Regions from separate parts of the Homo sapiens genome. Here regions 1 and 3 are each linked to region 2. A link is a loop called in an ENCODE intact Hi-C map of the cell type or tissue named here. Cell type or tissue: heart left ventricle. All regions are shown on one strand. Region 1 overlaps SORBS1 (sorbin and SH3 domain containing 1). Region 2 overlaps SORBS1 (sorbin and SH3 domain containing 1). Region 3 has its middle 40 kb from the start of SORBS1.

Evidence for each region. A loop is a pair of places that touch in the nucleus more often than their neighbours do. Peaks named below come from ENCODE experiments on the same cell type or tissue, not always from the same donor. Only the 100,000 strongest peaks of a DNase experiment are listed, where the experiment ranks them.
Region 1: it touches region 2 in a loop (3-fold over the local background); 56 of 110 quality-filtered maps call a loop at or near these places.
Region 3: a loop joins it to region 2, with 8 times the contacts of the local background. A loop is called at or near these places in 105 of 110 quality-filtered maps.

What each region holds. Positions count from the first base shown.
Region 1 is chr10:95,371,293-95,379,292 of GRCh38, reverse strand. It overlaps SORBS1 (sorbin and SH3 domain containing 1), which reads left to right. Exons shown (of 33, transcript NM_001034954.3): 19 at 3,237-3,320; 20 at 7,244-7,309; 21 at 7,866-7,967. Among named protein-coding and RNA genes, the nearest start is that of PDLIM1, 84 kb to the right of the region's middle. In heart left ventricle, a CTCF peak has its summit at 4,494 (motif pointing left); a DNase peak (open chromatin) is centred at 4,482; H3K27ac peaks cover 2,249 bases.
Region 2 is chr10:95,426,487-95,434,486 of GRCh38, reverse strand. SORBS1 (sorbin and SH3 domain containing 1) reads left to right here. Exons shown (of 33, transcript NM_001034954.3): 6 at 1,911-2,039. Among named protein-coding and RNA genes, the nearest start is that of SORBS1, 130 kb to the left of the region's middle. RefSeq lists enhancers at 3,516-4,016, 4,128-4,217. In heart left ventricle, a CTCF peak has its summit at 3,943 (motif pointing left); DNase peaks (open chromatin) are centred at 2,498 and 3,932; H3K27ac peaks cover 7,151 bases.
Region 3 is chr10:95,597,361-95,605,360 of GRCh38, reverse strand. No RefSeq gene overlaps it. Among named protein-coding and RNA genes, the nearest start is that of SORBS1, 40 kb to the right of the region's middle. In heart left ventricle, CTCF peaks have their summits at 3,815 and 4,024 (motif pointing right); a DNase peak (open chromatin) is centred at 4,050; H3K27ac peaks cover 1,023 bases.

The sequences.
Region 1 (8,000 bases), 55 kb after region 2:
TCCTCTCACCTCAGCCTCCCAAGTAGCTGGGGCTACAGGCACGCACCACCATGCCCGGCTAATTTTTGTATTTTTAGTAGAGATGGGGTTTCACCATGTTGGCCAGGCTGGTCTTGAACTCCTGGCCTCAAATGATCCACCCACCTCTGCCTCCCAAAGTGTGGGATTACAGCCATGAGCCCGTGCCTGGCCCAGCTAATTTTTTATTTTTTGTAGAGATGGGGTTTCACCATGTTGCCCAGGCTGGTCTCAAACTCCTTGGCTCAAGCAATCTGCCCCTCTTGGCCTCCCAAACTGCTGGGACTACAGGCTTGAGCGACCAAACCTGGCACGTATGTGGGTCTTTATCTCTACTTGGTCCCCTCTTATCATAGTAGGATACTTTTTTCTCTTCTAGCCTTGGAATTGGAGATCTATTGGTCAGTCCTTGCTTTGTCAGAAATGGCCTTTTTCAGGACTCATTCTTTTATACCTTCCTCTAAGTCTCTTACAGAAGTTCAGTTCAGTTAAATATATACATACATACATACACACACACACACACACACACACACATATATGTAGTAGGACGGACAGATATTAAAAGAGGGATTACAGACACAGTGTACATTTTAGAAGTGTAAAACAAGGGGATTTCCCCAGCTTGGTTTCTTCCCAGTTCATCCTCACTTTGTGTTCCTTTCCTGGCTTTTCAGCATGGTCATTTAGCCCTGCTTTAGCTTGGTGTCATCGCAAACTTAGTGGGCCTGCCCCCCTGTCATGTGGAATATGAAAAGGGGAATATGGTATAGTGTAAAGAACACTGGACTAGGAATTGGAAGATGGGGTGGGTCAAATGTGATAATATGGGTACAATAACTGAATATTATGAAGTGCTACACAGACATACCACATTCAGGCGACTTACTTAATTGGAATTTGAAGCTGGTCTCTGGCTTCCATTCAAGAAGCAAAACTGTCTTTGAGGAGAAGTTGGCATTTTTCTGGTGAGTTACCTGCCCTTTTCCAAGGATTTTTTTTGAGCTGGGAGAATAGCCTGTGGTACTAAAGAACTTTGCCAGGCATTATGGAATTTTTCCCTGTCTGCCAGGCCAGAGTTCCTGCTCTGTGTCCAGAAGGATGTTTTTCTATTGGTCTGTTCCATAACAGGATCCACAGCTGAGTTATACTTGGCAAAATCAAATGCAGATGTGAGGGCTGTGTGGTATCACCTTTTTAGCTTTATCTCTGGGCAGCTCAAAGGACTGAGGCTGGTTGCTCTCACCCATCGCTGTTTGACATAACCTCCTGATTCTATTATTGTCACAGCATTAACCTCCACAGTAAAACGATCTGCAGACAACCTTTGGGAATAAAATAAGTTAATTACTTCAGGATCATGAGTACCAAAACTTTCAGGCAGTTCCCCGAAAGAGCTGGTACATTTTATTTAAGAAAAAAAAAAAAAAAGCCTAACCATTCCCAGAGGGCAGTTTATAAATAGTCTTTGTAAAAATAACAAACATGAAATAGATTCATGAAACCCCATCATATTAGGATCTAGAAACTCCCAATGTCTAAATTGCCACTACTGAGTAGTTGTGTTTTTGTAGGTATTGTACCTCCTTTCACTGAATTGAATAAATATAGAATCCATTTACTACAGGGAGGGCAAGGCTTCTCCTTCAGGATTTAAACCGTAAGTCCCTAAAGACATTTGGAGGAAGTCTTATCTGGATGCAGGAGGACAGACCTTGTGTTTCAGTATGATTTTCCCTCCGATTTCAACCTAGCTTGGTTTCAGTTAAAAGAAGGTTCCCTGCCATATTTCCATAGTCCTCTACCTGTAGCAAAAGTGAAAGTAATGCTAAAGATTCTTTTAAAGATCTTAGAAAAAGGGATGGTAAAGGTCACTAAGAAAGTTAGCAGCCATTTTTCTACAAGCTGCAAAGGGGATGTTAACTGTGTTGTAAGTAAAGTACAAGAAGAGCTGCTTTGTGAAGCACTAGCATTAAAGACCTGCACACCACACATGGCAACCCCCTCCCTCAGGTGTTATAGCCCAGAAGTAGTGAAGTTTGTTGTGCAGTGTTTTCAATCTCAGTAGAAAGTGTATGCATTTTATATTTCAGGTTATTGTAGAAAATCACCCCAACTCTCTTTTTGCGATTATCAATGTTTTTTGAAACATATATACATACTTAATTAGTCATGAACCTCAAACACTTTTCCCTGATGTAAACATTTCTCCAATTTATGAAGGGGAAAACATGATTTGCTTTGCACACATTCATTTTCCAACTAGTTATTTCCAGAAACACGTGTTATTCCATGAAATAAGGTGCCAGAACTTTATACTTATTTGGTTAAATATTATATCCCATGAAATCAAATTATCAGTCTATTGATACCTCATAGTGTTATATAAAGTGAGAAATCTAACTTATTTTTGTCATATAACCCAGAAGTTTTTTTCCCCTTTGTTCTGTTATCTGTCTTGTCTAGCTTTTCTTTCACTTTATTTTTTCCCAATTCTTTAACATTTATTTGTTAAAACACGAAGTATATTCTGTCTGTATTCATCCGCCATGGATACTTGTTTAAAATGTTTTTTCACTGTGTCCTCTGTCTTTACTTATATCATTTTTCACTTTCACTTTACTGTGTACGGGACATGGTTTCCTACCTACTCATGTGCCATTAAAGATGCAGTATTAACCAATTGGCTTTTATAAAGTGTCAATATTTGTGTTTATTTCGAAAACCTTAAGGCAGCTTTGCAAATAAGTACTAAAGTTGTACTAGCCCATAAAAATCAGCTCTACTCAACTGGCATAGATGGCTAAATGTTTGGTGTGCTCACCAGGTCATTTGCTCATAACTAATAGTTCTTTGTAAAGGGCTTTCTTTTCTTCCACATTACTGAAAATTATTGCAGAATGCTGTTATGCCCAGATTCAGACTTGTTGTGTAGGCAGCAGTGTGGTGCAGAGTTGTCCATCTATAGTCCATTTTCCTCTGCCTTAGGGCTGAGAATGATTCACTTACTGTTCCCTGCCTCAATTTCCCTGTTTTTATAAACCCATCCTCTCCCTCCTGTTTTTGCTGTTGTCAGTAAAAACAGATGATTGCTGCTGTTGAATGCAGCTCCTGTATATACCTGGAAACCACTGCATCTCTACTGGCCTGTTCCTATGTAATCTTTGCATAATGTTATCCTTCTCTTTCTTCCATTTCTCTATCACCAACCCCTATAGAGTCGGGATATAAGCCCAGAAGAGATAGATTTAAAGAATGAACCTTGGTATAAATTCTTTTCGGAATTGGAGTTTGGGAAACCGGTAAGTTTAATAGCTTCAGTGGTTATACACCTTTTAAACTAATGCTGTGGATGCGTTGTTGCTGCTAAAGAATCAGATGTTTGTAAGGAATTCAGAAAGTGGGGAGCAGTCATGTTGGTTGTCCGTAGTGGGATTGTCTCTTCTCACTACAACCTCTGAGCTTTCTTTTGCCTTACTTCACTGAGAAAGGATAGTGAGCTCTGGAAGTATATCTTGCTGGAATATCCCAGAGAAACACAAATAATCATTGCTTGTCTTAGACCTCCCCCCACTAACAACAAGTACCACATGCCTTGCGGATGGCATTATTTCAGCCATTGTTTTCACTTCCTTGACCAAAGTCTTTATGGTCTGTGAAAGACAAGCTGAAAATGTGTTACACACTGAGAAGACCAGCATTGTCTCTGCTTTAAATAGCATTTTTAAAAGCACATATGTAAATGAAGTCCCAGAGCAGGCCAACAAGGACCTCTTTGTGCAGATGTGACCCACAAATGCAACCCCATTATAGGTGACTTTTAGGGAATGATTTCTATGATGTAGGATATTTCCCAAAGTTTGAAATGGGAGTAAGGAATTCTAGCATCTTTAGTATTCAGCCTACAGTTGCCCCATGATATCTCTGAATTGGCTTTGGTACAAATTGACTTTTGGCACTTAAAGGAGGATTTTCTTAGCCTTGCACCCAAAGGAATATAAAATAGAAGGGAGAATTGAGCTCATCCTTCCTCTAGAGATAACGAAACTGACTTTAAAACTCTAGTTATTTTAAAGTCTTAATTATTACAGCTGCAAAAAGAATTTACAGGTAGAGGAGTTAAGTGTATAAACACATTTTATTCAATGATTGTATGAGACTTTATGCATTGGATCCAGCTTTTGAGTTTCTGTGGTCTGGGATGATAGTTTTATTTGCAGACAGGAATGTATTTTATAGTTGAGTAAATAAAATGTTTTAAAATTTTTTATTAAAACAAAGACAAAGAGAAATTAAGTTGGTGCTTAGGAATTGCTCTTTGATTTGGCAGTGCTGAGCTTTGAAAGTTCAGGCATCTTCTGAGTTAAGAGCACCAGACTTGCAAACAGCCTGCTTGTTCCTCTCTTCTGGTCCCTCCTAGACACTGTCTCCCGATAGCAGCTGAGCTGTCCTGGATGAACAGCGCCACCTAGTGACCAGTGGAGAGGGACGCATCTGACCCAAAGTCTGCACCCTCCTTCTCCCCTCCCCAAAGCATTGGTGCACACCTCATTTCTTCTCCTTTCTCTCCTTTCTTTTTTTCGCCTCTGCTGTTCACCATTCAGACATCAGTTAAATCTACCTCAGGCAATCTTTTCCACGTGCAGTATTTAACAGTATCCTAACCCTTTCTCTTTTCTCCTTTTCTTAAAACCTGGTCAATTATGTCACCGAAAAAAGCTTTTGCTGTGTGTAGTTGTCTCCCCACCCCCAAAACAGACCATGATTGGTATATGAAACAATAATGCCATACTTTAGTCAAGGAAAGCAAAAGCTATTAAGTTATGTTTAATAGAGTCCATGCCGTTGATTTTTCAAGTCTGTTTCAGAATCCACACATTTCTGCCCATCTCATCTGCCAAACAACTAAATTAGTTTTATCTAAAATATTAGCTTTCAGGAAAAATGGTGGAATTTTTTCCCTAATTAGTTGTGATTGTTTTACTAAATCTATCATTACAAATAATTTTTGAGGATAATATATAGTATTTTAATACCAGCATACATTTAAATAGTCTCCATGCATAGCTTGATAAATTAACAGTATTGCTGCCAAAAACTTCACTCCAGGTACCACACAGCTAACTTCAAACAAATGTTGAGAACACAGTCCAGTTGTATACTGGGGCTTTCCTCTAGCTTGTCTCCCCACCCCATTGCTCTAACAACCTCTTAATTATTTAAAGACTCAGAGATGCTTTTTCAAAGTAGCATTTTCTCTGAAGCCACATGCATTCTTTGCACAGGCCTCAGAGTTCTTCTAATGAGACTGCTTCTTTTTGTGTAGGTCTTACTTTAAAAGATAATACTTGTGAAGACTTGCCAAATTAACTAAATCAATGCCCATATCCTGAGGAACAGTCCTGAAATGAACAGCTCCTTATGGTCTGAGGCATCCTAATGGTGGGCTTATTACCTAGTTGAACTAACAGGGTTTGGGAGGAAGGTGTGGTAAGGATAAATTTTTTCTTCACTTCCTACTGCAACCACTCTGCCACAAAAGAGTAAGAGACATAAATAAAAGTGGCATAAACCATGGAAGCTGTTTTGGAAAGCTTTTCAGCCATTCAGAAGCAGAATCAAAATCCTACCAGATCATGGGAATCAGCATTTCTACTTTTTTTTTTTCTCACACCAACTGGGGACCACTTTCCCCAGTAAAGCCTGCCAGAACTTTGACACTAGACATTTACCCTGAACTCCTTGCTTCCTCCACCCCTTCGCTTTAGCCACCCAAAATGAACTGAAATTTCAGCAAGATCCTGACTAAAAAGATACCTTTTTAGCTCCAACAAGTTGTTAGAATAGCAAATAGTTCAAGACTCCAGGGACCATTTTTGGACAGATTATTTAAAACCAGTTTAATTTGTAAACACTGCCCTGTTTATTGCAGTAAAGAAATGATCGTAAGTCATTAGGCTTTAAAAAGTCTACTTCTGCAGATGAACAGTCCAAGTGTATTAAGTGCTTAAAGATGAATGGTAATTGGTAATATCACTTACTTTATGAAATGCGGAATATACATGTGCAGAGATGACATTACTGACCTGTTGCTGTCAGTGGTGAACACACCTTGGAATCAGATTACTTCTCATTTGCAGATTTATTACAAAGAGCCTGGGAATCAGTTTTTTTTCTGAGTTGTTTTCCTCTAATTTCTATAGAAATTGACATGATTTCTATATGTAAGAGCAAGTCAAAATTTCACAATGTAAACCAATTTGAATGCTTCCATGGAGTTGGCTATAATGAAATTTGCACAAAATTTTAGGAGCTATTAATGATCTCCTATTTCTTATCACCCTAGGGGTCATTATGTAAGAAAATTCAAGTCTAAATAGACAGAACAAGTAGAAGAGAGGATCCAGAGTTAGAAGTCACCTGTAACCTCTGAATGTTCCACCCGCTGGACTCTTCCCTCATTAAACTTACAACAATCTTTTGGCAAATTTCTGTCTTAGGAATGCAGCTGTAAATCTGACTTGAAGAGTTAAAAGACAAAACAAAAATAACCTTACAGTCCCCTCTTTAAATTCTGGGTTTAAACTCTGTTCTCTAAGGGGGATGAAAAGTATGTTTCTACCACTATCAAGGTCTAGTTAAACTGTAAAAGGAGGTTTTAAAACTACTGGTATGAAATTGTCTAGTGTACTATTTAACACCCATTTTATATATGAATTTCTTTGCTACAAACCACAGAAAGTAAATTTGGTTCAGTCTGTTGACCAAACCTCTAGATTCACACATGTGTTAATACACAATGAATTTTACAGCAGAAGACTGCCTCAAAAATGTGGAATCTTCAGTGTCAATCTTAGTTTGAAGAGAACAATGAGGAATTTAAAAGTTTCTGTTTTTGTTCAAATTTGTTAATGCTTTTTTTTTCTTTTTTCCCCCCCGTCTTTTCTTAAGTTTTCAATATTTAGAATCCAACGATGATTTGCTCTTGAAACATAGACATAGAAACAGACTTCCTAGGTAACAGTCCCAGCTCCCAAATCCTCAGGCTTCCGCTCCAGCAGGCAGCCTTGTGTCCGTAGGCAGCACCCACTCCCCTTGCTTTTGAGTTCACCTTTCTGTGTTGATACAGTTCTCCCAGTGTACCCCTCCTTGTTTGAGCCAGTCTCCATGTTTGTCTTTATGTCTTTATGCTCATTTCTTCATTTCCTCCTCTGCTTCCCGTCAGCCTCCCAAAAAGATATGGGATTATACTCCTGGAGACTGCTCTATCCTTCCTAGAGAGGATAGAAAGGTAATTCCGCTGTGCCTCCTCCGTTGGACTGTGTGTGCTCTCTAGCCTTGGTTAGTGTGAGTGTGTTGTGGGTTTGTTTGTTTGTTTGTTTGTTTTCTTAAATCACTTTTGAAAAAACTTGATGCTTTTTTTTTTTTGGTTAGGTAATAAAACTATGTAACAAATTCTCTAAGACATATACTAATGTTTAGAGGTTTTTAAAGCAATTACGTATTCTTCTGACATATAGTATTTGTCACTGTCACCACACTCTGAAAAAAGAGAAAATAGGCATTTCCTTAAAGGTAGGTTTTTGTAGTTCTCCGTAGCAAGTAGAATAGCTTTTTGAAGCTCTGATGACTTCAGGATTTCTGCTTTATATGCCTAATGTTACATTCTCTGTTTTCATGTCTTCAACTAATTTCCAGTGAGCTCTTGTGTTTTAATCATGCTATCTTGGCCGTATGAAAGTATAACACTAAGAAAAAAATTCATTTTTTTCAAACGTAACCTTCCATTCTTTCTCCCTTTCCTCTAAACTAAAACCTTCTTTCCCATCTTTTCTTTCTTGAACCAGACTAATCTAGACAAAGATCTCAGCCTCTGCCAGACAGAGTTAGAGGCAGATTTAGAAAAAATGGAGACGCTTAATAAAGCACCCAGTGCAAACGTGCCACAGGTATTTCCTAGTTTTTCTCATGCCATCAGTTCC
Region 2 (8,000 bases):
CTTGCTTCCTTACTTCCTCTGTGTATGTGAATGTCTGTGTGCGTTTTCCTGAGAGCCAGCGAATGTGGGGAGGAACTGAGGACAGAGGCCTTGCCCCTCTTTTCTTTAGGAGAAGGGTCAGTCCAGAGGCTCAGCTTTCCCTTTGGGATGGGTCTGCGGTGCATGGACATCCTAGGCTCTCCCTAGAGGTTTCCAGCCCCCAGTACTTTAGCAAAAACTGCAGTCTCCCTGAGAATTAACCTGGTCTCACAGAGAACCTCTGAACTTAGCTGAATTTGAAGCAGCTGCCCTTAGGTGCCCAACCTAGATTCGCCTCTGATGCTCACCGGGCCATCCCAGAGCATCCCCTTTGCCTTCCCCAGTTTTACCTGCAGCCACTTCCTGCCTCTCCCCTCCAGAGGGTGGGGGAGTACAGTTCAGATGTCAGCTCTGGCTCATCGCTTCCTTCTGTACAAAGTGGGGACACATGAGGCCTACACAGTACTTTATCCAATGGCGCTTTCAGAAGTAACTGGGCTGTGTGTCCAGGAACCTATGGATGGGCTGCATCCATCAGTGTGCCTCTCATCCTTTTGAAGTGACTATGAACCAGTTTTCCCAATAGTTTGGTGACATCAGTCGCTTAGCCTCTTGATAGAGTTGGATAAGTCAGATGCTCTCCAAGGCTGATGCTTGCCCTGACACATTGTGCGTTTCGTGCATTGCGTTCAATACAAGAGGTGCTGACGAGGCAGGTCCATTCTCTTGTCTAACGCTAATGATCATTCTCCCTGAGTTGTTGGCAGGGGGCTGCTGGCGTGGAAGGAAAGGAAAGAAGAGGCTTTGCTTCTCTCTGCCCTCGGAGGGGAATGGGGATGAGCTGGATGTTTGAACTCACATCCTGCCCAGACACACACCCTGAATGTCAACCTGTAATCCTAACTGTGACAATTTTAGGTCAGGGATCTAGGCTGTGAGCAATTTGAAAACAAAACAAAACTGTGGCGTTCTGCATAGCTCAGCTGCACATAAAGAAACACTCTGCGTGTGCCTCCCAGAACTGTGTGGTCTGCCCTGGTTCCCTGCCTCCGTGACTGATTTCCTGCAGGATGGCATTCAGATCTTTTGAAGCGTATTTTGAAATCTTTCTCAAGGAAACTCTAAAAGTTGACCTGGGTCTGTTATTAGGCCCTAGTGAAACTGTAGGAGACGCCAGGACCCTGTGAAGACAGCTGAGGCTCGGTGGACACTGCTCATTGAAGGATTTAGCCTTCTGAGTCGTTTTTGTTGCTGTGAGTTTTCTTTGTTATGTTTGGAAAGTGAGACTGTCACTCGTGAGCTTTCTCGCCAGGCAGCATATCCTTCTGTCTCAGCATTTTGGGAGTCTTGACTTGCTGATCCAAGGAGATTTGCTTTTCCTTTTCCCACTGGAAAACTGCAAAGGGGTAGTTGTTCTCCATGGGACCACCCGCCCCCACCCCCCCCACCGCCCCCACTTCCGTAGTTGCCAGCCTGGTCTTCAATGAGAAGTATGGTCTGGAAGCTTGAAACATCTTTCATAAACTCTTTCTTGAACTGTGCCTTACTAACTGGTCAGAAGTCTGCTCATCAACCTAAACTTCATTTAATAAAAGGAATAAACCTGCTTTCATTTTGAAATGTTTTCAGCTGATAGTATAACTCATCCATTTACTCAGAACTCACCATTGCCGCCATGTTCCCCTAACTTCATGATGCACAGTAAACCTCTGAAAACTTGCCCCTCTCCACCACCCACAGATTAATTTCATTGACCACAGGTGTTCAAAGACTTCGCATGGCTGTAACCAGGTTCATCTCATTCCCCGGCTGTAACAATTTGCTAACCAACTGTCCTTTAATCCTTCAGGAGTCTTGGATTCAGTCTTCAATTTTGGACCTTTTCTTTTCAGACATGGATCTTACAAAAATCTGCACTGGGAAGGGAGCGGTGACTCTCCGGGCCTCGTCTTCCTACAGGGAAACCCCAAGCAGTAGCCCTGCGAGCCCTCAGGAAACCCGGCAACACGAAAGCAAACCAGGTGCGCGGAAGCTAGGGAAAGCTGTTCAAAGCCACGTGGGAAGGGCGGGAGGAGGCTCTGGTGTTTTTGCTCAGGAGGGTGTGAGTTCATCAGATACCTCTTGGGGGGGGGGGGTGTGTGTGTGTGTGTGTGTGTCTCTTACGGTCCCCTGGGACAGTCAAATCATTTGGATGGGTAGTGGTCAAAGCCTCAAACTGACAGTCACATGCTGCAGATGAAGGCACAGCAATAACCACACTTTATGTTAGCTTTGACTGAGCAGGTCATCCTGTGACCACAGCCAGTGCTCTGCAGACTGCTCTCATGCAGACTGAAATAGCTTAGGGCATGGGGGGTAAGTAAGCGGTGCGATGGGCTAGAGGTTGGGCTTCTCAGAGCTCATCCCTGCTTCCTAGAGGTTCACTGTGACCTGTCCAGGCTGGGCTGGAGGTGCAGCCAGGGGAGACTGAGAAGTGTGGATGACTCAATGATCTTGCTCCTGGAAAAGCAGAGGTGGGGAGGGCTCAGGCCTGGGATTGGCCACTAGCCAGCTGCGGGAGCAGGATCAGGAAAGTAGCTCAAAGGCCCAGTGTAAACTAGGAGCAAAGGGAGATCAAAGAAGCCACATGAAGCCCATCTCCCCACCTTAACCCATCACTTGGGAAACCTGAGGTATTGAGGTTTAGAACTGGGACTTCAGAACCGGGTAGATCTCTGTGCACACCCTGTCCCCACCACCTGTCAGCTGTGCAACTTTGGTCGAGTTATTCACTGTCTCTCAACCCTGATGAACTGTAGAATGGGGTTGATAATTGCATCTGCCTCAGGATTATTGTGAGGAAGAAGTGTATGAAGTGCTGTGTATCATGCCTGGTGGCATGGAATAGACTGTTAGATGTTAGCTGCTATTTGATTATGATTAGATTATTTTGGCCTCTCCAGGGACGACTTTGCACAGCCCAAGTATTCTGGTAGTTGGCAAATGCTGACTTTGAGATCAGGCACAGTTAGTTTAGGGTGAGACAGCACCTCTCCACTCTGTAGGGCAGTGACTTTCACACTTTAGCTGCATCAGAATCACTTGGAGTAAAAAGGTAGGTTGCTGGGCCCCAGCCTGGAGTTTTAGAATGTAGGGTTCCCACTTGCAGGTCTGAGGTAGGGTCTGAAGGTTCACATTTCTGACAGGTTCATGCTGATGCTGCTAGTGCAAGGACTGCATCTGAGAGCTGCTGCTGTAGGGGATGGGAGCTTGCTTTCTTGAAGGAAAGGGAGGGAGAAATGGAATGGAGGGGAGGACCATTCCCTTGGGACCAGAGAGGCTAGGCAGTAGGGTATGCAGACCCCTCTGGTGCAGCGGGAGTGGTGTGTTGTGATAAGACAGATATGATATGTAGGATGGAAATGGCCAGACCTAGCATCCTGGAAACTGATTTTCTTCCTTCCCAGCTACCCATAACAGGTGCCAGGGCACATGCTGGTGGATGAGGCCAGGCTAGGGTTTGAGCACAAACCCCTTTCTGGTGATGTTGGTCCCCGTGAGGGCTTCTTTGTCCTTAGGCTGAGGGCAGGCCCGAGCAGCCCACAGCCCTAAAAGTCAACAGAGTAGCTTCTTGGTCCTGCATCCCTGAGCCCAGCCCTGACTCCTGACCCGCTGGAAAGGTGGGGGTGAGGAGAGAAGGCAAAGTTATTTTATTCTAAGGCTAACCTCATCCAGCCTCTCCAAGCCTAACTGGGACGACCCACTTCCAAGCTAGAGAGCATTTGGAGAAGAGAGAATCCTAAGGGATGATGCAAAGAGAAAGGCTTTAATGTGCAGTCCCCTGGCCCAGTCAAATAACCTTACAAACCAACTGTCCCGTCCTCTGGCAGCAAATGGAGGTGGTGGAGAGGGAGCTTGGAGCTCCCTCTAGTGGTTACAGTGTGGCATTGACGTAGAACACAATGCCCACCAGGTGTACGCCTGTGCTACCAGTACCGTGTGTGGATTTGTTTTTTTTTCTGTTTCGTTTTCTTTTTTTGAGACAGGGTTTACTCTGTTGCCCAGCTTGGAGTACAGTGATGTAATCATGGTTTGCTGCAGCCTCGGCCTCCCGGGCTCAATCTGTCCTCCCACCTCAGCCTCCCAAGTAGCTGAGGTGCACGTCACCACACTTGGCTAATTTTTGTATTTTTTGTAGAGACAAAGTTTCTCCATGTTGCCCAGGTTGATGTTGAACTTGTAGGCTCAAGTGATCCACCTGCCTCGGCCTGGCAAAGTGCTGGGATTACAGGTGTAAGCCACCATGCCCGGCCCCGTGTGTGGATTTGAGGCACTTTTGGAAACACTCTCTTGTCCCAGAATACTTTTGTGTCTTACAAATTTCTACCAGCTAATTTGGTGAAAAGAAATTTCACCACATCTTTTTCACCAAACCATCAGCAGATTGTTTTAAAATGCAAATACTGTACTCGGAAGAATTAAGGGATAGTTATCAGTCATTCACACCTTACAGTAAGTTCATCTTTGTAAATTGAGATCATCGAATCCAAATAAGCATACATTCATTCAGCATTATCTATGTGCCAGGTGCTGCATGAGTCACTTGGAATTGTGATGAGAAAGGAGGAAAAGAGAGCAATTCTAGGTGCATTAGGTGAGGGCAAAAGGCAGTATGTTGCAACAGGAGTCAGGTGTGGACTTGTAGTCAGCCATCTTCCTTTCGGGCTGTGGGTAAGTCCTAGTGACTTTGAGCCCATATCAAGTATGAGGAACTTGGGCCAGATGCTTTCCAAGCCTTTCTAGCTCCAGAATGCTCTGCGACCTTAGGAAGTTTGGAAATTAGCCTAACAAATGGAATCCCTTTGATTGGTGATAAATTTAAGATGGTACAGGAGGGCAGTTTGGATGAAAAGGAACAAGCTGGGTTTGAGTAGAGGAAACAAAGAAAAAATCCACGTGCTCATTAAGTATACAACGCAGACTAGAATAAGTTAACACTGGGGAGTGGGCTTAAAAGAGGATGTCAGTAAGCCGGGCGCAGTGGCTCACACCTGTAATCCCAGCGCTTTGGGAGGCCGAGGTGGGCAGATCAGTTGGGGCCAGAAGTTCGAGACCAGCCTGGCCAACATGGTGAAACCCCGTCTCTACTAAAAATACAAAAATCAGCCAAGCATGGTGTTGCACGCCTGTAATCCCAGCTACTCGGGAGGCTGAGGCAGGAGAATTGCTTGAACCCGGGAGGTGAAAGTTGCAGTGAGTGAGATCATGCCACTGCATTCCAGCATGGAAGACAGAGCAAGATTCCATCTCAAAAAGAAAAAAAAAATGAGGATGTGAGTATAGGTAATTCAGAAATGGTAATCTTGTCCCCTTACCATGCTACCTATTGGCTAACATCCTGCTGGCTCTTGACTCTGACAGTGTCCATGTCACCCTCCGGACTGACAACTTGCTGGCCCATACCAGTCTATTGTCCTATCCTGGGGCCTAGGAGCCCCTGGGCCTTCCCTGGCTTCATAAAAACAGTTTTCAGCAGTATTTGCAGACAGCCAAGCCCAGTCTGGACTGGGAGCCCAAGTGTGAGGTAGTGGATGGCTCTTGCCAAGGATTGCTTCCTACTCCCAATGCCTTTGCAGATAGCTAATGTCAGATGGCGTCTGGCTCCCTCCCTTCTCACCAGGGACAGCATTTGTCCCCCAGCTGCTCTGCCTGCTTCCTCTCTGACTTGCTCCCTGTTTGCCACCTTCTTCAATGCCTATAGGTGTCCAGGTTGTTGATTATTTGCCTGGACTGGAAGGTCCAGTCCCTACCTGGTCCCCTGATACCCACATTTCAGCAGTGCCCCCTATTTCTAGTCCTTGTCCCAACCCCCTCACCTGGGAGAGATGATATAGTTCTGGTTTCACACAGTTCTCTACTGAGGCTGAGCACTGCCACTTACTGTCTTTGCGGTATGGACAAATTACTCCACCTTACAGGGCTTCAGTTGCCTTATTTGTAAATTGGAGATGACCATAACAGAGTTGTTGAGATTAAATGAGCTCTTTCTTCTTCTTCTTTTTTTTTTTTTTTTTTTTTGAGATGGAGTCTCACTCTGTCACCCAGGCTGGAGTACAGTGGTATGATCTCGGCTCGCTGCAACCTCTGCCTCCTGAGTTCAAGCAATTCTCTTGCCTCAGCCTCCCAAGTAGCTGGGACTATAGGTGTCTGCCACCACATTCGGCTAATTTTTTTTGTATTTTTAGTAGAGACCAGGTTTCACTGTGTTGGCCAGGCTGGTCTTGAACTCCTGACCTCATGATCCACCCGCCTTGGCCTCCCAAAGTGCTGGGATTACAGGCATGAGCCACCACACCCAGCTAAATGAGCTCTTTCATGTCAAGCATTTGGCACAGGCCCAAAGCAAGTGCTTTTTAAGAGTAACCATTCTAGTTCCTGCAGGTCAAGAGGCTTGTTAAAGATTTGAAAGAATTTCAGTTTGAAGCCATGAGGGCCTCACCCCTAGCATGGTGGCAATGGGAGTGAAGAGCAGAGGCTGAGGTCAAAGTGTCTTTTGGAGAATGAAATGACCAGGGCTCCTTGTGGTGTATTTAAGGACCACAGAGAGGTAAGACTCCATGTGGCCCAGGAGATGCCTTCCCTGGTTGGCTAGGAGAGTAATTGTGGCACTCATGGAGTTGGGGGGATTTGTGAAGAGTGCTGGAAAGAATGTTGAATTCCATCTTTTGACATGTCAAGTTTCTTGGCAAGGGAAGGACTTCCAGGAGAATGTTTCTAATGGGAATTTGGAAATTTGGAGTCCAATGTGTGGATTTGGAAGCCATCTGCATCCACATGAACTTTGAGAGAATGGAGACATTCTCGGTGGAGTGACAGAGAGAGCCCTTGAAATTGCCCAGTTAACACTCATTCTCCAGACTCCTCCATTCAAGTGGTGGCTTAACTCAAGATCCCTGACCACAGCTTCCCGATCAGCCTCCTCATCTCTGAATGTGGACCTTGGTTTTTGGATCAGAACCATCTGAAAGGAATGGCAGTAATCTTAGTACCGACTCCCTGCCCCCAGGAGAAACCTCATCACCTTATCCCTGCCTCCTGACCTCATTGCCACACCAGGTCTGAGCGTTGGCCATGTTGGTTCAGAGTGACTTGATCATGTCCCAGGTCAGGGTGTTTTCACTCCAGACAGGGAGCCTGAGTTGGTGGTGAGTGTGATACAAAGCTTTCTGTCTGGTATAGTCTAAAGATCTTGTGGCTTGATATATCAATTCCTGTGTTCTGACTTAGATGCCAGGGTCCAGTTCAGCCCTTATATTTTGTTAATTCTGTACCAGTTGGCTCCAGTCCTTACTGCCTGATTCTTGAATGCAAAGTTAGCTTTGGACATAAAGATTCTTGGACCTGCAGTCCAATTATTTCCTCTGGTTTTGACTCTCACATTTGCTCTCCAGGAATGGCAGTAGCAAAAAGGTACCATAAGAAGGTTAACATTGAAGCAGTTGAAGGTACCCCGTACCTCCATTAAATTAGAGTCTTTTTGATGAGTACATGTGTGAGAATTAGGGCCAACTGAGAAGTTGGAGGGAAAAGTCCTCACAAGAGTGCACCCTCCCTTCTGACACCAGCTGCAAGTTCAGGGGATTCACAAAACCACTCTCAGGTTTGGTACAATGCTGGAGGGACTCACACAACTTACTGAAAGCTGCTACACTCCGGGTTATGGTTTATTGTAGGGAAAGGATACAGATTAAAAAAGGCAAGAGAAGATGCACGTAGGCTGGAGTCTGGAAAAGGTACCAAATGCGGAGCTTCTGTTGCCTACTCTGCGTGGAGAGTCAGGACATATTATTTCCCAGCAGTGATGTGTGACAGTGTTCTCAGAGCATTTTCAACCAGGAAATGTACCTGAGCCTTTGTGTTCAGCCTTTTTGCCATGTCTCCATTACATAGGCATGATCCACTGCCCACAGGGCAGTTCTCAATCTCCAGTCCAACTTTGTAAT
Region 3 (8,000 bases), 170 kb before region 2:
CTGCACAGCCTGCCTCTCCTCCAGACCCTTACATGGTCTGGCAAGTCACCCTGACTGCCCTGCCCTCTGGATGAGGAGTTCTGGCATAGCTTGCCTGAAAAGGCTATAAACAGTCCTGCCTGAAACTGTCACAAATACCACAATGAGCTCCCAACCAGACAACAAATGCCCAGGAATCTTAAATAGAAGGCAGCCCAAGAGAGCTGGGGCCCTTGGGGAAGACCACTGAGAAGGCAGGCCTGCATCTGGGCCCTGAGAAAGACCACTATCATCATCAGACAGAAACCCCAAGCTTCACTCATTAAACTGGCCTGCATCAATCATTGCTATAAATGCACACATTGAGTTGAACTGCATGCCACAGAAACTTCAAAGAATTGGGGCTTGAACTTGATCATTCCTGTTTCTCTCATGTAAAAAGAGCTCTGGAGGTAGGCAGCTTCAAGGCTGACTTAATGCCTCCATGAAGGCCATCAGGCACTGGGGCTGCTTTTGATTTATTCTCTTCTGTCCTAGGGTAAGGCTCTTGTCCACATGGTAGTGGCATTCCAACCATCAGGACTGCATTCCAGCCAGCAGGAAGAAGGAAAAACCATAGGCAGAGGAGTGTCTGCCAGCTGCCCCTTCTAAGTGACATTCCAGGAAGACCCCCCTGCCCAGTGCTTGACCAAAACTAGCTCATGGCCTACCCTCTCTAAAAGGGATCTGGGAGGTGTAGCTTTTTTATTTGGGCACATTGCAGCTCCAAGAAAGTAAGGGTTCTATTGGTAAGGGAGGAGGAAAATCGGATAGGGGAAGAAGATTATCCTAATTGATTCATGGAGCTGAGAGCAGGATTCATTCACCTAAACAGTAGGGCTGCTGGGGAATAAAAGAGGGCTGGGATGGCGGCCAGAGAGGTAGCCACAATGTCCCACTGCACTGCCTGACAGAGGAAATGGGAGGGAGAGGTGAGCAGACACTAAAGTTTCATGGTGCTATTTGCAGCCCAGTGTAATGGAGGGAGCACTGAACTGGGACTCCAGAATTTTTTTTCCAGCTCTGTCACTGACTGGCATTGTGACCTTGGGTAACTACTTAAACATTTTTGCCTCAGTTTCCACACTCATGAAATGGGAGCTTGGATAAGCTTTCTAGTTAGATGGAGGTGTGGGAAGCTCTTTATCACTAAATTGCAAATTAGCTGAACAAGGTGTTTTTTATATCTGACATCCACAGCTGGCCAAGTCTTTGGTAGGCATTGAAAGCAAAACCCAACATCACTGACCCGCTCTTCACACACACACACACACACACCCCTCTGCTATTTGCTGTATATGTGGGCCTCAGACTACTTCAAACTGTGGTTCAAGGATCATTGTAACAGAATGACCACAGGGCCTAGCTAAAACTGTAGATTCCCGCACCCAGACCTGCTGAGCCAAAATTTCTGAGGGTGGGGCAAAGAATTGGAATTTTTAGCCCCTTATATGATTTATCTCAGCATTACCACTACTGTAAGTAACCTGAGAGTTTTGTTTTTCTTCCATAATGAGAAGTCCAGAAGTAGCTCAAGACCAACGGGGCAACTCTGTGATGCCATTAGGAACCCAGACTCTTTCCAACTTTCAGCCCTGACATTCTTAACTCCGCAGCTTCCCTTGCACCATGATGGCTGTTCCATCTCCACACCTGTGTTCCATCTATGTCCCAGTCAGGAAGAAGGGCAGGGGAAAGAGGCATGCACAGCTGAGTTCGCCCAACACACCCACATTTAAAGAGCTCTCCTGGAAGCCCCAGTAAGTGACTTCCCTTACATCTCATCAGGAGGAACTGTTTATTGTGGCCACATGAGCAACTGTAGCTGCAAGGACTGGGAAGTAGAGTTTTACAGCTGGGCACATTCCTGCTCAAACAAAAATCAAGATCCTCTTTGTGAGGAAGAGGAGAAGATAAAAATCGGGTAAGCTACTACATTAGGGGGTAGCGATGTTAGGTACAGTTACCCCTAGTGACTTTCCAAAGAGATTTTCTTGGAAGGCTCTTTTGTTCCCTTGAACTCATTGATGAGTTTTGTAATGCGGGTTTAATATAGGAAAGCTGAAGTGCTCCATAAGAGGTGGAGAAAAGACAAAATTCCCAGGCAGTTTTGGAGAGGAAAGAGTGAGTTGTAGGCCGGTGCAGTGGCTCATGCCTGTAATCCCAGCACTTTGGGAGGCCAAGGCGGATGGATCACCTGAGGTCAGCAGTTCAAGACCAGCCTGGCCAACATGGTGAAACCTTGTCTCTACTAAAAACACAAAAATTAGCCGAGCATGGTGGCAGGCGCCTGTAATCCCAGCTACTTGGGAGGCTGAGGCAAGAGAATCTCTTGAACTGGGAGATGGGGGTTGCAGTGAGATGAGATCGTGCCATTGCAGTCCAGCCTGGGTGAAAAGAGTGAAACTCTGTCTCAAAAAAAAAAAAAAAGTGAGTTGTAAACTTGCCCTAGGCAGAGGCTACAGACTAAGGGTCAGTAGGAAATGAGGCTAGAGAAAGCTAAATGTAAGAAACAAAGTATAGGAAAAGCCATCTATTTTTAAACTGATGGCTTGATGGGGGTTGTTATGGACTAAATGTTTGTGCCCTTCCCAAATTCCTTCGTTGAAGTCCTACCCCTCAATGTGATGGTGTTTGGAGACGGGGCCTTTGGGAGGTAATTAGGGTTAGATGAGGTCGTGAGGGTGGGGCCCTCATGGTGGGATTGGTGCTTTCGTAAGAGATGCCACGTCTCTCAACAAACTGTTGAGTAAAAAGTAAAATAAGAGACTCTAGAGACCTTGACCTCCTGCCCTTCATGTGAGGACACAGTGAGAAGACAAAACAGTCTCCTGCAAGCTAGGAAGCAGGGCCCTCACCAGACACCGAACTGGCCAGCACCTTGATCTTGGACTTCCCAATCTCCAGACTGAAAAATAAATTTCTGTTGTTTGATCCACCTAGTCTATGATATTTTGTTATGGCAGCCCAAGCAGACAAAAACAGGAATAATTGTCTTGGAGATACCTGCATTTTAGAAAAGGAGTCCTAATATTTCAAAGAATTGGCCAGAGTGGCATAGTGGAAAGAGTATGGATTTGGAAGTCATATGACTTGCACTCCCATCTATAAATTGTAGGAATTTGCAGGATTGTTTTTTGCTGCAATGAGCCTCAATTTCCTTATTTGGAAAAAAGTAGACAGTTAATACTTACCTTGAAGACTCCTGTCAGTAAATAATCAGATAATGGACCGGACACCTAGCTCATGGAAGAAGCACCATCCAGGTTGGCCACAATTAGCCACATCTGGCATATCTGTCTTTGTATCCCCCACTGAGCCCAGCAAGGTGCAATGCACACAGATGCTCACTGAGTAGCTTTGAAACAGGCTACTTGGGCAGAGCTATAGAGATGGAGGGGGCTTTCTCTGAGATCCATGGACCATTAGGGACACTGGTATGAGGCTGGCAGTCTAAGACGATCAAGTCGTCCCTGACCCCAACTTATTTCTAAACCACTGAAGAGTGTCATTGTTCTCTCTTCCTTATGAAAGTGTCCTGTGGAGTCTCCTGTAGTAGAATTGAGTTAAATGTTACAATGTCTTTTCCACTAGCACTTCTGGCAAAAATCGATGAATAACTTCATAACTACCTTAAGGGCACCTCATTTAAGTTTGCAGATCTCTGCTATTTTACAGAACTCTGCTATTAGGGAGAATGAGATTTTAAAGCCTCATTCAGTATCCAGTGAGCACCCACTACGTGCCAGATGCTGGGGATAAGAGACATTCCCTCCACCTGATGGTCCAAACGTTGATCTGTCTGAGAATTGCTGCTCTAAATTCAGGTAATTCTTATCCTTAAGTCCCACCCTTTACAGCCTATTTTACCCTAATCCCTAGGAGAAACCCTTTGGCCAATAGGAAAACACCAAACTAGGCAGCTATGATCCCATACTGAAGGCAGGAGGAGTCACCATAACCTAAGAAAACCAACTTGCTCTTTATTCCATCTGGCCCCAGGATTCCTCTAACGCTAGAGGGCAGTCGGGTCCCATGGACCTAAGGAAGTCGGCCTGCTCTTCCTCAATGCCCAGCAAATTATCCCCTCCCGATCCTCAGGCTGCTCTCCTGGAAATGAAGTGCTGGATCAGTAAAATAACTTCCAGAGATCCTCTTCCTTACAGGGTAAGAGCACAGGCCTTTTCAGTTTAGAGGCAGAATAGGGTTTGGACCTTGATTCTAACACCTACTAGTTGTTTGACCTGGGGAAAGTGTCTTAACTTCTCTGAATTTTGATGATACGTATCCATAAATGGTTTTGCGAGAGTAAATGTAAAGCACTCAGCACGGTATTCAGCATATGGTTAACCTTTAATAACTATTGGCTGTTACTGTTTATGATTCTAAGGAATGGCTTTCTCTTAGTTTTCAACATTGCTTTTTTTTTTCCCCTTTGAGACAGGGGTCTCACTCTGTCACCCAGACTGGTCTCAAACTCAACTCCTGGACTCAAGCAATCTTTCTATCTCAGCTCCTGAATAGTTAGGATTACAAGTGCATGCCACCGCACCAGGCCCTACGTTTCTCTTTTATTTAAAGTCCAAGCATCAATTCCTAGGACATAAAGTGAGGACATTCTTAGGACAGATCTACTATGTACTAAGCACCATGTACTAAGCATCATAGTAAGGGGGCTAGATGAATTATGCATGATGCCACAATAATCTGAGTAGGGGAATTGTTACCCCTATTTTACAGGTATAGAACCTAAAGATCAGTAAATTCCCCAAGATCACACTGTAGCGGAGGAACCTGGATTTGAACCCAAGACAACAGAGCTTCAAAACTCTTCACCACCACAGGGGGCATAGCAGTAGTGTTTTCCCAGAAGCTTCTTGTACCTTATCCCAAAGGCAAGTTGTAAGGCTGAAGAAGGAGGTTGCCATAGCTACTAACTGGACCCCTTTTCACGTAATCAGATCCTCAGTCTGCCCCAGTTTTGCAAGAGGAGCTGCTTGTCTGGAAACTCTCCTCAACACCTGCCCCTGGAGGGAGCCGACTGTGTCTGAATTATTTAGAGAGTCTCTAGACACTTGATATAATGAGCAGGTGTGGATGCTTCTCTGACTTCCCCCACATGCCTTTACTTACCTCCTTTCCCCTCCCCCAAGTTGCCTATGAGGAAAAAGGAGGCATCATCCGTTTCCTCACTGTAGATGTGTCTGCCTCATCTTCATTTTTCATCCCGAAGTCTGTTTGTAAGAAGTGGACCACTTTCTTTGCAAATATCAAAAATCATATTGATTTCCATTGAAATTGGTGGTGTAAATTGACCCTAACTAGTAAATGCATAACTTGGCCAGGAGTGGTGGCTCATGCCTGTAATTCCAGCATCTTGGGAGGCCAAGGCAGGAGGATCGCTTGAGCCCAGGAGTCTGAGACCAGTCTAAACAATATAGTGAGACCCTGTATCTAATTTTTTTATATTTTTTATTTTTTTTTGAGACTGAGTCTCGCTCTCTTGCCCAGGCTGGAGTGCAGTATCACGATCTCGACTCACTGCAACATCTGCCTCCCGGGTTCAAGCGACTCTTCTGGCTCAGCCTCCTAAGTAGCTGGGACTACAGGTGCGCGCCACCATGCTCAGCTAATTTTTGTGTTTTTAGTAGAGACGGGGTTTCGCTATGTTGGCCAGGTTGGTCTTGAGCTCCCAGCCTCATGATCGGCCTACCTCAGACTCCCAAAGTGCTGGGATTACAGGCATGAGCCACGGCACCCAGCCAAAATTCTTGTTTTTGAAGAATATTTACTGACGTGGAGACGAGACGCACTAGAAAATATTGAATAGGAAAAAACTAAGCTATAAAACAGTATAAATAAAATTTCTCAATTATATATATTTAGTTGGAAAAAGACTGGAAGACAATGTATCAAATAATATTATGGGCTGGGCACAGTGGCTCACAACTGTAATCACAGCACTTTGGGAAGCTGAGGCTGGAGTATCACTTGAGGACAGGGGTTCAAGACAAACCTAGGCAACATATCAAGACCCTATGTCTACAAAATTGTTTTTTTACTTAGCCAGACATGTTATGTGTATCTGTAGTCCTGGCTACTTAGGAGGCTGAGGCGGGAGGGTCTCCTGAGACCAGGAGGTCAAAGCTACAGTGAGCAATAATCAAGCCATTGCACTTCAGCCTGGGTGACAGAGTGAGACCCTGTCTCAAAAAAAAAAAAAAGATATGTGTATATATATATATATATATATATGTATGTGTATATATATATATATATATGTGTATATATATATATGTGTATATATATATATATGTGTATATATATATATATATATATATATATATATATATATAGAGAGAGAGAGAGAGAGAGAGAGAGAGAGAGAGAGAGAGACTCTCGCTCTGTTTTCCAGGCTGGAGTGTAGTGGCGCGATCTCGGCTCACCACAACCTCTGCCTCCCGGGTTCAAGTGACTCTCCTGCCTCAGCCTCCTGAGTAGCTGGAACTACAGGCACACACCACCATGCTCGGCTAATGAGTGATTTCTACTGAGCAGTGAGACAAGTGAGTTTTATTTGTCATTATACTTTTCTAAGTTTTCTACTTTATTTTAAAATTTTCATAGCTATTAATATTTCTTTCTATGGGAATTATTGGTGCAGACCAGGCATGGTGGTTCACACCTGTAATCCCAGCACTGGGAAGCCTAGGCAGAGGATTGCTTGAGCCCAGGAGTTTGAGACTAGCCTGGGCAATATGGTGAGACCCTGTCTCTACAAAAAGAAAAATAATACAAAAAGTAGCTGAGGATGGGCCGGGCGCGGTGGCTCATGCCTATAATCCCAGCACTTTGGGAGACTGAAGCGGGCAGATCACAAGGTCAGGAATCTGAGACTAGCCTGGCCAACATGGTGAAACCCCGTCTCTCCTAAAAAAATACAAAAATTAGCCGGGCATGGTGGCATACACCTGTAGTCCCAGCTACTCGAGAGGCTGAGGCAGGAGAATTGCTTGAACCCGTGAGGTGGAGGTTGCAGTGAGCTGAGATCGCGCCACTGCACCCCAGCCTAGGCGAAAGAGCAAGACTCTGTCTCAAAAAAAAAAAAAAAAGTAGCCAAGCATGGTGGTGCACATCCGTGATCCTAGCTACTAGCTACTAGGGAGGCTGAGGTGGAAGGATTGCTTGAGCTCAGGAATTTGAGACTGCAGTGGGCCAAGATCGTGCCACTGCACTCCAGCTTGGGCCACAGAGTGAGACCTTGTCTTGAAAAAAAAAAAAAAAAGAAAGAAAGAAAAAAAGAGAGAGAGGAAGGAAGGAAGGAAGGATGGACAGAAGGAAGGAAGGAGAGAGAGAGTCAGAAAAGAAAGAAAAAGAAGAAAGAAAAGGAAAAGAAAGAAAGAAGAAATTATTGGTACAATGGTGAAAATAAAATTTGTGATAACAATTTTTTAAATTTATAGACAGGTTTATTTTCCATTCCATCCTTCTTTGTATTCTATCCTTTGCAGATGAAGAAATCAAGGTTCAGGTGCTCTTGGTGACATAGCCAGTTGAGGGGAAAGTACAGACTAGATGCCAGACCTCTACACTGGAGGGAGAGAGTGACCTCAAATGGGAGACTGGACTAGTGACTTCTAAGGTCCCTTCCAGCCTGAGGCTGTGTTTCTCTTTGCTGCTGTGCTGGTTTCACCCCCTGCTTTCACAGCCCTCCCAAGGTAAGAGAACTTCAGAAACTCATGAAGTGCTTCTGCCTCAGGTACTTCACTGAACTCTAGTTTTCTTTCTGTAACTTGCAAATAGGGCTACAACTCTGACTCTGTGTTTCCAGATTCTGTTTCAATGCAGACAATTAGATGGTAAATAATTCAAGAGAACGGAAACTGGCAAAGTGGTGTGTGATGTCCAAACAGCTATCTTATTTATTCTCTGGTGTAAACTTCAGGCTCATCTGCAACTCGGGAGCCCCAGGAGTAAGTGAA